Regions from separate parts of the Mus musculus genome. Here regions 2 and 3 are each linked to region 1. The links are chromatin loops, found by intact Hi-C in ENCODE. Cell type or tissue: heart. All regions are shown on one strand.

The links. A loop is a pair of places that touch in the nucleus more often than their neighbours do. Peaks named below come from ENCODE experiments on the same cell type or tissue, not always from the same donor. Only the 100,000 strongest peaks of a DNase experiment are listed, where the experiment ranks them.
Region 2: it touches region 1 in a loop (4-fold over the local background); 12 of 42 quality-filtered maps call a loop at or near these places.
Region 3: a loop joins it to region 1, with 13 times the contacts of the local background. A loop is called at or near these places in 24 of 42 quality-filtered maps.

Annotation. Positions count from the first base shown.
Region 1 is chr12:12,174,084-12,179,083 of GRCm38, forward strand. No RefSeq gene overlaps it. Among named protein-coding and RNA genes, the nearest start is that of Gm34348, 29 kb to the left of the region's middle. In heart, a CTCF peak has its summit at 2,356 (motif pointing right); DNase peaks (open chromatin) are centred at 2,718 and 4,478; H3K4me3 peaks cover 536 bases; H3K27ac peaks cover 1,310 bases; H3K27me3 peaks cover 360 bases.
Region 2 is chr12:12,409,862-12,414,861 of GRCm38, forward strand. No RefSeq gene overlaps it. Among named protein-coding and RNA genes, the nearest start is that of Gm34489, 8.7 kb to the right of the region's middle. In heart, a CTCF peak has its summit at 3,036 (motif pointing left); a DNase peak (open chromatin) is centred at 3,050; H3K27ac peaks cover 323 bases.
Region 3 is chr12:12,393,773-12,398,772 of GRCm38, forward strand. No RefSeq gene overlaps it. Among named protein-coding and RNA genes, the nearest start is that of 4921511I17Rik, 3.8 kb to the left of the region's middle. In heart, a CTCF peak has its summit at 2,670 (motif pointing left); no DNase peak of the experiment used is centred here.

The sequences.
Region 1 (5,000 bases):
TAAAGGCGTATTCCAAGATCATAGAGTTATTCATAGAAGCCGGTAAGAAGGATGGAGGATGACATCGAAGAATGTGTTTCCCAGACACAGCAGGGTACAGTAGACATCTCAAACTCACAGCAATTGTGACAGCATGCAAGAGACCTGCCTAAGCTCAGTCTAAATGGAATCTCAGTATGGAGGACAGGATATCTGCATGGAATCCCACCCCTGGCAGAGGAGATATTGGTAGCTGAGGAAAGAGGGAGACTCGATTTTCTTTAATGATGTGGCGCCTGGTAGGTTGGCCACACTCCAGCGCAGGCCCTCTTTCCAAGAGCAGTAGGGCGACGTAAACTAGATACGATGGAGAAAAGAATAAGTTAATAAATATAACATCAAGTATTACAATGATACAATTAGTGAATCATTGTAAGTGAATGGAGAACATTGAAGGAAGATGGGGCAAGTACAGAATGAGACCAGAATGTCCAGCTTCGTCCTTCCCATGTGAGCCACGTGTGTTTGAAGAAGGCTGCCAATGAAACAAAGACCATCCTCACTGAGGATTAAGGGAGGAAGAACCTCTGGTCTGGTGCCTTTTGTAAATAGACAACCCATGCCCAAGAACAGCTGCACGAGAACAGTATGTCAGCCTGGCTGTGGTGCTGCACACCTTTAAGGCCAGCACTTGGAAGGCAGAGGCAGGTGGATCGCTGTGAGTTTGAAGCTAACCTGATCTACAGAGAATTCCAGAATAGTCAAGGCTACACAGAGAAGCCCTATCTCAAAAAAGCAAGCAAGCAAACAAACAAAAAACCCAAGCTGTTTTGTCTAGTGTATATTGCCAAAGGGAATAATTAAATAAATTAACTTTATTCAATAATTCAGAATTCCATCAACCTATGCCACCTTCAGTTTTCTTCTTCAGTCTGACTAAATGTGTTCCCTCCAAAGTCTCCCTATGCAACTACCAAAGCATGCAACTGCCACCATAGACGCTAGGATGGATCTCATTGGAGCTAGCCTGGGAACATACCCAGAAAGGACATCTCCTCCTTAACGAGAGGTGACATAGTGCCTGCCATTGTTGTGACAACGTTTTATACTTATTACTTAATTATTTAAAAAGCTATGCAATGTGCATTTCTAGTCTCACCTTACACACCAAGAAGCGGTGGCATAGGGACACATTGCCTCTGGCAGAATGTTCTAGATTTGGGTCCATTGTCTCTGTCTCTCTGAATGTGGAGCTTACTATGCTGGGTAGTCAAAAGACATAGCCACAGCTGGTGTGTCATGGATAGCCCCAATGATAGAGACACAGAGATGTTAACACCAGGGCTCAGAGAAGTGACTCCAACTTGGTAGGGTGGTGAAGGACTTTCTGGAGGAGACGAGCTGGTGTGAAAGTGGAGACTGGCAGTGCCATAGCCTGGGATTCACGTGAGTTATAAATCAGATTGTGCCTCTGGCCTGGCTTCCTTGCTCTTGCCCTGGTGTGCTCTTCCTGGCCACTAGTCTATCACCTCTTGAGTCTTCTCCACGATGGGACCTGCCAATCTCACCCCAGACCTACAGCCTCTACACACCTCTCCTCTACCTTCCCTGAATGTTCTCCCTGCTTTAGTGCAATCCTCCTTGACCATGCTCATGGGCCTCACTTAAACTTGTCCTCTACCAAATTGCCCTACTTATTTTCTTCAAAATACACAATAGTGCCTCAATTGTCCTTCGACCTGTGCCTCTCTGTCTCTCTGACTATTACTTTTCATTAGACTGTCAAGCCCTGTGAGGTTGTTTCTATGCAATGTGTTCACAGTTCAAATTCTACCGTCTAACTTTTGGACCAGCTCCAGGAGAGCTTTGGATGTGTCCTCTGATTATTTGTAGAAGACTTCCTGTAGCAAGTAGGACTGAGATGGAGCCCAACCGAGGGAGATTTAGAGGGAAGATGCTGGTCTTCTCTTCCTCTGAAAGAAAGCAAACATAGGAAGGACTTCATGGCAGGTGTCCCAAGATGCTAGAAGGAAAGAATTTCAAATCAGTAACCAACATGCCTGTTCTGCCTCTTCAACTTGTCATACAGACTGAGAAATTCCCTCTCCCCTCCCTGGAATTGGCTTCATCTGAGAAATAAGTGGGTGGGTCTCTAAACAACTCTTTAGCACTCAGATTATAGAAGGTAAACTTTCAGCATCCTTAAAGGCCTGATACCACACACACACACACACACACACACACAACCCTGTTGCCCTTCAGCCAATCCTTCAGGGACAGTGGGACATCTGCTGAACAGAGCCTCATGGCCATTACAAAGCCAGGGTTCTTACTTCATGGTCCCTGCGAATTGCAACTACTCCATTTGGCCACCAGGGGGCATCACTTACCAAGACACTGCAGTCCTCTAGAAGGTCGTTTGAATGCCCTTGAAGCTTGACGATCTGCAAAAATGTAACTCAGATATTTTGCAAAGGCGGTAGGGTGCTAGCTCCCAGGGGATGAGAAGGAATTCACACATAATCAAATATCAGAGAAAAGTAAAACGTGGGGAGGAAGCTAAGGAAAACCGGGCTCTTCACAGTGTTTGCACCACCCGGCTTGGTGGGGGTGGGGCTAAGCTCTACCTCGGTACTTATTCAGACCTAACGGTCCCCCACACCCCCACCTCTGCCTCCTTGACCCTGCACTACCCAGTGCAACCTCCTCCCACAGCTGTGAACTCCAGGCCAGGAGGATGTTGCAATCTTTGTTTTGAGGGGAAACACACACTCACAAGACAGTTGTTTCTCTGACCCATGGGGTTTGGCCTGTGAGCCCTGCAGCTGTTTCTACAGGAGCTGAAGGCAGACAGGGCTAGAGAGACAAAGTCGGGAGGCCATCTCTTCAGAACCTGGGTCTGTCTCTCACAGATTCATCAAATTGCAATGAATTCTTCATCTGGCCAGGCCTTCAGGAGACAGAGTGGTCCCATTTCCGGTTACCACCCGATTAACAGGCAGACAGAGGTGACTCATAGGTACGGTCAGATGATAGAGGGAGGACAAATGGCCCACCAAGAGGAGGGCAGTATACTCTAATTCTGCTGGGGGCTCAGATTGGTCAGGCTCCTGTAGCTGCATGAGTGGAGGAAAAAGAAATAAAAGGAAAGAATTTGACCCCCTCCTTGGAATGGTGGAGGAGAAAGGTTATTGTAGATAAAAGGGAGAGCAAAGCCAGAGGTAGACACATCTGGGCAAGTCCACAGAGGTAATGACTCTGAGCCTTGTGAGGAGTGGGGGAGGGGAAGGAAAAGGATAGTGAGGGGGAAATGGTTCAGCAGCCAGGAGGCCTAAGGAATGAAAGGGGCAAGAACCAAAATGGCTGGATTATTCAGAGAAGAGCCTCTGGGGGAAGGGCAGCCCAGCCCCTGGAAAATTCAGACTGTAGGGCAGAGTATGCAAGGATACCCTGTAACAGGTAGGGACTGAGGGATGCTGGGAGAAGAATCTGGCTGTGGGGTCGCTTTGATATGTTAAATAAGCACTATTGGCCTTTTGTCCCAGAGTTTGCAGCTTAAGGGGGGTGACACAGGAGCTGAGAACAGAACAGAACAAGGATGTAGAGAACAAAGGCATCTGGCCATTAGAAAAAGCCGGAAGCTCAGGAAGGGGAGAATTTCCATATAACTGGGACTTTGGTGTTAAGAGAAGGGACACCTGGCGCAGAGACAGGGAGGTGCTGAATGGCCAGCAGAGAATCCCTGTGTGGTACTGGAAGGTGGTCCCACATTACCTGAGTGATGGACAGTTGTCATGGTGCTCTAAGTAGGAGAATTGCAGAGCCAATCTTGTGGTGGTGGTACAGAGATGGGTGATAAAGAGATGGGTGGTTTGAAGCTGCTTAGGGGAGGGCCTAAGCCAAACTTACAGGTTGCTGTTCTACGACGGCTTGAAGATGCCTGACCGAGGGCTGTGGCCACAGAACCAGAAGAAGCCTGAGAAGCATTGCTTACCAGCAACGTCAGCCAAGGAAAAGCCAATCCCCTTTCTTGGTCAAAGCATCCTTCTGATAATGCCATGGAAGAGTGACCCTCAGGATGCAATGCATGTGTAAATTAGCCTGTGTTCTCTCCAGCTAACAGACAAGGACATTCAAAGATCTTGTCATCTCTCCTCTTTGTTCACTGATATTTTCTGATGAAATTGTTTGAAAATCCCAAGTTTAATATGCCTCAGAACTGTCCGAACCCTAGCTGTATACAGTGTCATTTTCCGCTTCTCAGGAGTCACTGACCTCAGTGAAGCATCATAAATGCACAGAGGGGACGAAGCCAGAATCAAATGGCAGGAAATAAAATACATGACAGTGGAGCAGGGAGGGTCATGGGACTGACTTACTTTCACAGTTGTTTTTACTTAGTGTTTATATCACGTCTCCACGGAGTGTAGATGGCCCTCCTCCATGCTCCCACTGCCCCTCATCAGAGGTAACTCAGAAGCAAGGAGGGCAGCCAAGTGCTGAACATGTGAGAAAGGCTCCCTCCAAGTCCCAGGGCCTACATCTGCTGGATGCATCTGTTCTCTGAGTACTTTGCAAAAATCAGGGCACAAGCCCCAGCTGCTTCTCAGCAGAGAGTCCTACAGGGAGGGAACACAGAACTTACACTGAAGAACTAGGCTGTGCTAGCTGCCTCTCTATTCATATCCAATACAGGTAACTACATAGACAACTTGCAGAAGGACAAAGAGGGACTGGCTCTGCTCTTTGCAAGATGCCAAGGGTGTTTGTGGGGTACACACCACCAAGAAAATTCTCCCCAAACTGAATGACCAAAAAATGAGACTATTATTCTCGAAAACCCAGATATAGGGTGCAGTTTGGAAACTATTGTATATGTCATAGAATGGGAGGCAAGACTGTCGGCTTATAGTCCTGACTTCATAGTCAAACAGCTATATAAACTTCAGCCCATTACTTGGATGGTCCTAGGTTCAGGTCTGGTTTCTGGTTCCCCAGTCCTCATGCATCTGTGACAAATG
Region 2 (5,000 bases), 240 kb after region 1:
GACTCACCTAGTCCTGTTTAAGTCCCTTTTTCCAGTTTTTTGTAATACGATCTGATGTTGAAGATCCCATTGGAGATCTCAGTGCCTCTGATCTCAGGGTCTTCCTCTACGTCCTGAGAAGTACCTTATTGACTCCAGATCTCAGCAAATCCCTAAGGCCCACGTGGCTCGGTCTGTGGTAGGGAGAAACAACGCGCCTGTTTCCCAGGCCAGGTTCTGTTTACACTTCCTTGATCATGGATAATGATTTGTTTACCAGAGACATTCTGTCTTCATTAAACTCACTTCTGGACAATCAATAAAGGGACTAAGACAACAGGGTACATGTGTGTTTGAAGTGTACCAATCCTCCCTTGGTGAGACAGATCAAGACGCAGCCAAGGTTGTCTTGCACTGGCCTCTAGGACCTCTAGGACCTCTAGGATGTCAAATGTGCTACTTGGATTAAGAAAGGGCATCTTCACCTAGAGGAACATAAACAAAGTCTCAACAAATGACCGCCAGAAGCTTTGTCCACTGTACTTTATAGTCTAGGTGCTACCCACCCTCATTAAAACGCCACGTTTTAATTTCTTCCATGTTAAGTCAGTATACAAAGTAAAGGGTTTCATTATGACATTTTTATACATGTACAATATATGTGTAAAATATGCTTTATTTTTCACTCATCTCTCCCACTGACCCCCCCCCCGCCTCTGCCCACTTTTGCTGGTCCCCCACTACTCCTTAGATAGTCCCACTTTCTGCCTTCATATCACATATATTCTGTTATTGTCTTTTTGTCTCCACTTTCTCTCCTTAAGACCCACCTCTTCCTTCTCGTGATCTTCTCTCAGTACACACATACACATACCTCACATGCACATACGTGTGTGCACCAGCTAATTGTGTGTCAACCTGACACACGATAGAGTTATCTGAAAGGAAGGGATCCTCCGTTGAGAAAATGACTTTATGAATTCGAGCTGATATGTCGGTCCGATATACAGTTGATATATACATTCTTCAGTTCTTCAAAAATGTCTTAAATTTGCTGAACCTCACTGGTCTGTCCACTTGTTTTATGATCTGCTGAGCTTAGTGGTGTCTCGCCTCTACTGACATCTTGAATTGTTCTATGGATGTTTGCTCTTGCAGTCAAAGCCCCATTAGAGTGTTTTCCAGTCTTCTTTCTGTGCAAGGTAAGAGGAATCTGGTATATTCTTGTTTACGTATTCACTTCTCTATAAGTGAATACCCAGTTTCCCCAGTAGCATTTGTACTGTTGTTGTTGTTGTTTAAAAGGCCTGCTTTTGGGGACTTGGCCAGAAAATTAAATGGCTGTAACTGGGTGGTTTTATTTCTGGGTCTTCTAACCCATTGGCTCCCACATCTGGCTCTGTGCTAACACCAGCCTGTCTTGCTACGATGGCTCTATCGTGTAGTTTGAGACCAGGTACTATGATGCTCTTTCAGCATTCCTCTTTCCATTTAGGGTTGCTTAACTGGTCTTTTTTTGTTGGTTTGTTTGCTTGCTTGTCTAGTGTTTCCATGACTTTAAGTGTTGTTTTTCTGTTTCTGTGAAGAATCTGGTTGAAATTAGCATGAGGATTATGTTGAATCTATAAACAGCTTTCAATAATATGACTTTTTCCCAATAGTTCCTTCACTGACCCATGACCATATCTCCTTGTTAGGTTTAGCCCTGGGTAATCTTTTGAAGATATTGAAAGTAAGATATTTTCCCCATGCCATTAACTTATGGCTTGCGCTTTATTTTTTTATTTCTGTCTTCTACTTTTTCTTTGTCTTGGTCTTGTTTTCCTAGATCTTTGAGTTGTATCATTAGATTATTTATTTAATATATTTTTTATTTTTATTATAAGAATTCATAAGTACATACATTCTTCTTTAAATTTGTCCTAGTTGTAGCCCAAATATTCAGAAAAGTCGTGTTTGCGTTTTTATTTGATTCCAGGAATTGTTTCATTTCCTCCCTGATTTTTTTCTATGATACCTTTGTCATTCAAGGGTGTACTGTGTAGTCTCTAAGGGTTTGTGTAGCTTCTCTTCCTATTGATTTATAACTCCACTCTGGCATCTGACCTGTTACATCCTTTCATTTCTTTTGCATTTGTTCAGGCTTACATTGTGACCCAGAATGGCATCTATTTTAAAGAAGTTTCCAGAGACAGCTCAAAAGGAATGCAGTTCTGCTTTGTGGATATCTGTCTCTTAGGTCTGTTTGGTTTATGGTGTAATGTAACTGTAAGCTTTCTTCACAGCTTTTTCATTTGGAGGGTGTCTTAGTCAGGGTTTCTATTCCTGGACAAAATATCATGACCAAGAAGCAAGTTGGAGAGGAAAGGGTTTATTCAGCTTACACTTCCATACTGCTGTTCATCACCAAGGAAGTCAGGACTGGAACTCAAGCAGGAAGCAGGAGCTGATGCAGAGGCCATGGAGAGATGTTACTTACTACTGGCTTGCTTCCCCTGGCTTGTTCAGCCTGCTCTCTTATAGACCAGCCCAGAGATGGTCCCACCCACAAGGGGACCTCCCCCCTTGATGACTAATTTAGAAAATGCCCCACAGCTGGATCTCGTGGAGGCATTTCCCCAACTGAAGCTCCTTTCTCAGTGATAACTCCAGCTTGTCAAGTTGACACCCAAAACCAGCTAGTACAGAGGGCCTATCTAAAGATGAACAATGAAGCCACTCACTGTTATTGTTTCAGGATCTACCAAACAACAGGGTATGAATGTATGAAGGATAAATAAGGAAAACCATATTTTCAAAATATCAAGAAGTCAAAATTGTATCAAAATTGTAATAAAACGGGAATGGGGTTGGCAAGAACAGAGTAGGGAATGAAGTGTTGGGGCAGTTACTTTCTGGATCATCAAAAACTGCACATTCTCTGAGTCTGTTGGACTTGTAGGACCTTGTCTTCCTTATTGTTACTGCTTGACTCCATATTGGACAAGTGTCCAATGTGGGCCAGAGCTGTAGTCACTTAAGACATTGCTTTTTGCATGCCACTGCCCTCTGCTGGCCACGCTTGGTATTGCTGTTTATGGGCTAAGCCGTTTCTCCCTCCTGCAATTAGCGTTGATATGCTTGCTGTTCTCAGAGGTATCAACCACAGGCCTTAGAAGTGTGGAAAGCAGCCACAGCACTGAAACATGAGCAGGCAATCACCCTGCCGGGAGGGCACAATTTTGAGTATTGAGCAAACTGTGCTCACTTAGAGTTTGGGGGCTATCTCACAGTGAATAGAAGATCGTTATCCTGGGAGATGGAGCCACCAGCTGCCCTATGGCTCAACACTATCATATGCCACTGAGGGCAGAATTACCTTCTCCTGTGAACTTCACTGCCTGAGGGGACCCTGCTGTCAGCTTCACTTCACAGCTGGTCAGCATCTGGTCCTCTTACTCTCCACAGCTGCCTCCCAGGTATGGCCTGGAGCTGGGCAGACTAAACCCATGCTCCCTGACTGATGGTTGCTTTCCATTCTTAGGCTCCCAAGGTAACTCAGTTTCAAACACTAGGTTCTCTCTTAAGATGAAGGCTCCTGCCTTCTGAAGCATTGAGTGACCAAAACGGATCCTGTCCACTGTGACTTGTTTTATAGAGAAATTATTGTCTCACCAAAACTAACAAGGCAAGCTGAATGTCAGGTACAACATAGCTTACAAGCTCCAGAGGCCAAAACAATTCATATTGTTGTCATTGCTCTCTGCCACCATCAGAACCAGATGGTAAAACCTGATTGCAAAAAAACAAAACAAAACAAAACAAAACAAAACAAAACAAAACAAAACAAAACAAAACAAAAAAACATTATACACCTTGGATCCAGGACAGAGAGAAAGCTAGCTGAAACTGAACTCGAAGCACCTCCCTGACAGCTAGATCCCAGAGTTCCAGAAGTTGCTATGGAGGCAGGTAGAGGAGCAGTAGGACTTATGCTCTCTACTTCCAAATCTTAAAAAGCTGCAGGAGTCAGGATGGTCTCCAGGCATTGGACTAGTTTGAAGGGAGACAGAGTAGAATTCAGATATGGAATTAAAAAGGCACTACATTTTCTGGTGATTTTTAAATTAATTTATTCTTTGACCATTTCACATGTGCGTGAGCGCACACACAGAGACAGTATAGTATAGTATAGTATAGTATAGTATAGTATAGTATAGTACAGTACAGTACAATATAGTACATTCTGGTCGAACTCACCTTCGATCTTATCTGTCTCCCACATACCGCCTCTCTTATCTGCCCCCTAATACATTCTCCTCCCAACAAGACCCTTTCTCACTATTGAGTCTTTTTGTTTTGTTTGTAAGATCCACCTAGTTTAACCAGGGCTGCTAGCACATCATGAGCTTGGGTGAGGAGCTACCCACTGGAGCATGAATACGTCATCCATCAGCTACTACACAAGCAAAGACAATGGCTTCTTCCTCCTCCAGCAGCCGTCTACTGCCAATAGTTCCATGGGAGAGCTATCTGGCCCTCCTCCATCCAGGATGGAATATTTAATAGTTCCAGTGCTGTGCGGAGTCTGTCCATGCTTGTGAGTAGCTGTTGTGAGCTCATGAGTGGCGTGCCTGTAATCTTAACACTTGGAGGCTGAGACATGATGATGCTGAGTACAAGGGAAGTGTGGTCTACACAGTGGGTTCACAGCCAAACAGTGAAAGAGCAATGGGCATAAGAAAGGAAGGAACAAGGGTGGTGGTGGCATTCTCTGTTCCCATCTCTTAGACGTTCCCCCCATAGGCAGAAGCAGACAGATGTATGTAACTCCTGGAACCTATTGCAAATACGACTCCGCATCTTTTCTCTTGCTTTCTATCCTATAAGGCTCTCACTCTCAGGGTACCAGTAACTCAGTGTCAGAGAGCAATTGTTACAACCTACATCCCTGACTGTTCCTCTCTTCCTAAGCAGAGATCAGATCTTCACAGCATACAGTGACTGTCTCCATCTCCTTACTAATGGGCCAAGGCATCTCT
Region 3 (5,000 bases), 220 kb after region 1:
AGGAGCTCCAGCTACCTATGTATCTGTCTATGATTCTGTCCAAGCACTGAATTCTGGATCCCTTCATTCAACACAATGGGAAATGAATATATGAATCACCCATGATAAATTTAACCCAATTTGCTCTCTGCCCAAGAATGTAGGGAAATTATAGCACTTGTCTTGGTTTGCTTTCTGTTTCTGTAATAAAACACTATGACCAAAAGCAACTTAGAAGGAAAAGGTTTATTCATCCCGTGCCTTATAGTTCATCATGAAGAGAAGTCAGGGCAGGAACTCAAGGCAGGAACCTGGAAGCAGGAACCAAAGCAAGAGCTCACAGATAAACAAATGCTGTTTGCTCCCTGTGGTTTGCTCAAATGATGATGATGATGGTAGTGGTGATGATGATGATGGTTGTCTTATTATTATTTTATTATTATATGGCCTAGGAACCCCTATCTAGCCTTAACACTACTCACAGTAGGCTGGGCCCTCTCACATCTATCATTAATGAAGAACATGCCCTAAGGACTTATTCACAGGTCAGTTTGATGAGGGCATTTTCTTAATCAAGGTTCTGTCGTTTGAGGTAACTAGCTTGTAAGAAGTTGATAAAAAGATATCAACAAGCACAGCATGTCATTCTCCATAAATGTGACCTAGAGGTCACAAAAGCTTTACGTAAAGGATAGCATAGCAGACGTCTCTGTGTCACTACTCTCTCGGCTTGCTGTAGCATGAGACTAGCCATAGCCAGGACAGGAATGATGATGTGTGACTGTCTTCCAAAAGCACGTCGATGAAGTTGTCCAGCTTCTGAAGTCAACTGAGAAGCCATCCTAGCTGATCAACCAAGCAAGCAATGCATGGCTGACGGACTATATAGACTATCCAGCTACATCATATTACATACCTCAGGATATTATTACATTCTACATTTCTTGCTCAAATATCCACAAAATCATGGCCACTCATGGTTCCCAAGTTTCCAAACAAGTATTAGAATACTTTTGATTCTTTTTGTTGAAACTGTTTCTTTCTGAGACTTCACATGTACCTGCATTTCTAGGTCATATGGAGACATGCCTGTGACCATGAGTCTAGTGGTGGCAGAGAGCGGTTGTTGTGGTTATGAAGAGACTGAGCATCCTTTTTTAAGACATCTACTCACAACAAGGTTAGAATGAGGAGTCCATGTAGGGAAGATGATTCTCCTTAGATAATGTAGGGCAAGCTGATCTCAGTGGGAGAGGAACCTCTGGATTATATGTGAATTCAAGGTTGCCATTCATAGCTTTCATTCACATGTTCTTCTTCCCATTTAGCATATTAACATTTCCTGTAGGATGCCTTAACTTTCATGTGAGAGATTGGAAAGTCTCTAGACTCAGCTGTCACTGCAAGTCAGCAATGCACCTCATAACTTTGTGTTGACCTTTTAGCTATATCAACAGCCTGTGGCTACAAGAAATAAGTACATAATCTGGAGTCATCTTAGAATCTCTTTGATCTACAACCTGTGGCATTAGCTCATCATGAAAGGTCGATAACTTGCCAGTTTCATTTTGTAATTGTTGAAGTAAACTCAAAAAAGCATGTCCTATATTGTCCCTATCGTCATCATTGCTGACAAAATGGTCAATTACACTGTCCAGGTGCACTCCCAAGCCATCTTATCACATTCAACCACAGGCTCCTTTCATCTCGATGTCATTGTGTACTATGGATTGCTGGCAACTCATTTTCTATTGCCAAACACCCTAGCACTACCCACAAGACAAAAACATTACCAGGCTAATGTAGAAATCTCAGCTTTGTGTAACTGTCTTCAGAGATCTCTCTGTCAGTAACATTCTATGCAAGCCAAGGACCTATCAGGAGACGGAAGCCATACAGGTATTTGAAAGGTGAAATTAAGCCCAAGCGATTATAAGCTATTCTTCCATAAGGGAATAAAGGGCATTTAACGGATGCCATAAGGTCTGTGATAGATGTCAACAGAACAATCACATTCAGAGGCAGAGGAATCTATCCAGAGCTGGGTGATCTTATTGGAGAACATGTGTTCTGCACTCTGCTGGAAGGTGAGCTTGTTCACTGAGTTCCCCAAGATCATGGTTGATCCACAGTCACCACACTGAACCTTGCAGACCTGAAAGTGGAGTGAAAATTCCAAAAACTAAGTAGCCTTTCCAGATAGAGATAGCCAGGCTAACAAGCAGCAGTTTTTCTTCTGAGGGGTCACAAGCTGAGCTTGGTCCCAACCTGTCAAGATAACCTATGATTGACAAGCTGGAAACCTATTGTGATTTAGGCAAAGTCTGTGGGCCTGGGACCCTGGGACCCTGGGACCCTGGGACCCTGGGACCCTGGGACCCTGGGACCCTGGGACCCTGGGACCCTGGGACCCTGGGACCCTGGGACCCTGGGACCCTGGGACCCTGGGACCCTGGGACCCTGGGACCCTGGGACCCTGGGACCCTACTCCAGGGTTACTGCAGCAGAGCAGTATGAAATTGTCTACATTGGGGCCGGCCACCAAAACTTAACTGTCTCGAGAATCAGTTGTCGTCCTGCTAAATGAAGTGTTTCCTGCAAAATGGGAGCAAGAGGCAACACACTAGAACCCAGAAGAAAACTAAGCCATGGCTTGGTGTGTTCCATCACCGCCCTCTACTGGGAAAGCTAAACATTGCAATAGCTCGCAATGGGGACCCAGTTAAGTTTCTTGTGCTCCATTATCACAAAGTAAATAATTAAAGAAAGATTTGGCGTTAGGAAGCAGTAGAGTGATACAGTAACACCAAATACTCATGGCATTTTATACAATATTTATTTCTAAGCCAGTTGTCTTATATATTCATCCAACCGTTAACACCATTGAAAATATTGTTTCAAGTACGTTTGCTCATTCACCATCCCACAGCCTGCAAATAGAACTGAAATTCACATAGGATATTTACATGCAACATGAATTCCAACTACTGAACTTACTGTGTTCATCTAAGGCACAGGAGTGTTAAAAGAAATGAAGAATTTGTTAATACTTTCAGGTATGTGATCTCTAGTCTTCTGATGGAGGATGGAAGAGAGACCTTGGGACTCTTTTTTAAAAGATTTGTTTGTTTGTTTGTTTGTTTGTTGTATATGAGTACACTGTAGCTGTCTTCAGACACACCAGAGGAGGGCATCATATCCCATTACAGATGGTTATGAGCCACCATGTGGTTTCTGAGAATTGAACTCATGACCTTTGAAAGAGAAGCCAGTGCTCCTGAGCCATCTTTCCAGCCTCTGCTCCCTCCCTGCGACCTCATGACACGTAAGAAACCAAAATTCTGGAGATGGCTGTTTCAGGTTTCCAACCCCCCCTCCACTAACTTATTTATCTATTCTGTTACTCAATGATTTGAGTGTGTCCCCTTAGGTCCTCCTTGTTACTTGGCTTCTTTGGATCTGTGGACTGTAACACGATTATCCTATTCTTTATGGCTAATATCCACTTATAGGTGAGTACATATCATGTTTGATTTTTCTGGATCTGGGTTACCTCAGAATGATATTTTCTAGTTCCATCCATTTGCCTCCAGATTTTGTGATGCCATTGTTTTTATGGCTAAGAAATACTCCATTGTGTAAATGTTCCACATTTTCTTTATCCATTCTTCCGTTGAGGGAAATCTAGGTTGTTTCCAGTTTCTGGAAATTATGAATAAAGTTACAATGGACCTATTTGAGCATGTATCCTTGTGGTGTGGTGGAGCATCATTTGGTATATGTCCAAGAGTGGTATAGCTGGGTGTTGAGGTAGAACTATTCCCAGTTTTCTGAGAAACCACTAAATTGATTTCCAGCACAATTCCTCAAGTTTTCACTCCCACTAGCAATGGAGGAGTGTTTTTTTTCCCCCACATCCTCACCAGCATGTACTATCCCTTATGTTTTTGATCTTAGCCATTCTCAAGGGTATAAGATGGAATCTCAGAGTAGTTTTGATTTGCATTTCCCTGATGACTAAGGATGCTGAGTATTTCTTTAAGTGCTTCTAGGCCTCCCTTGAGAATTCTTTGTTATCTCTGTACCCCATTTTTTAATTGAGTTATTTGGTTTGTTGGTGCCTAGTTTCTCAAGTTCTTTATATAATTTGGTTTTCAGTCCTCTGTCAGATGTGGGGTTGGTGAAGATCTGTAGGCAGTGGTTTTGTTCTTTAACAGTGTCCTTTGCTTTACAGAAGTGTTTCAGTTTCATGAGGTCCCATTTATCAATTGTTGATCTTAGTGCCTGAGCCATTGGTGTTCTGAAATTTCCATCTCCAGTAACCAGAAAATAATTCTAATGGAGGTACTGGGACACAGACCCAGCCACAACACCTTCAGCCCACAATTTGTCCTGCCTGCAAGGGGTGTAGGGGTAAAGATGGGGCAGAATTTGAGAGAAGGGTTAACCAATGCTGGCTCAGTTTGAGACTCATGCCATGAGAGAGAGCTCACCCATGACACAATTAATGATAGTCTGCTCTATGTGCAGACTAGCATAACTGTCATCTGAGTGGCCTCACATAGCCTTTCCACACTGATGGAAACAGATGTAAAGATCCATAGTCAAGCCTTAGAAAGAGCTTGGAGAATCCTGTGGAAGAGAGAGACAGGAAGGACTGAAGAAGCCAGAGAGGTCAAGAACATCACAAGAACACTTACAGAATTAACCAACTCGGTCTCATAGGGGACCACGGAGGCTGAACTGCCAAACAGAGAGCAGGCATAGGACAGCCCTCTGCAACATGAAACAGTGGTGCATCTAAGCCTTCACGTGGGACTCCTACCAGAAAGGGCAGGGCTGCCTCTGACTCTGCTTGCCTGACTTTCCCCTAACTGGGTTGCCTGCTCTAACCACAATAAGAAGATGCACCTAGCCCTATTGCATCTTGCTATGCCAAGGCAGACTGATATCCACGGAAGGACCCCCTTCTCTGAGGAGAGAGGAAGGACTGGAGGATGAGGGGAGATGAAAGGGGAGAG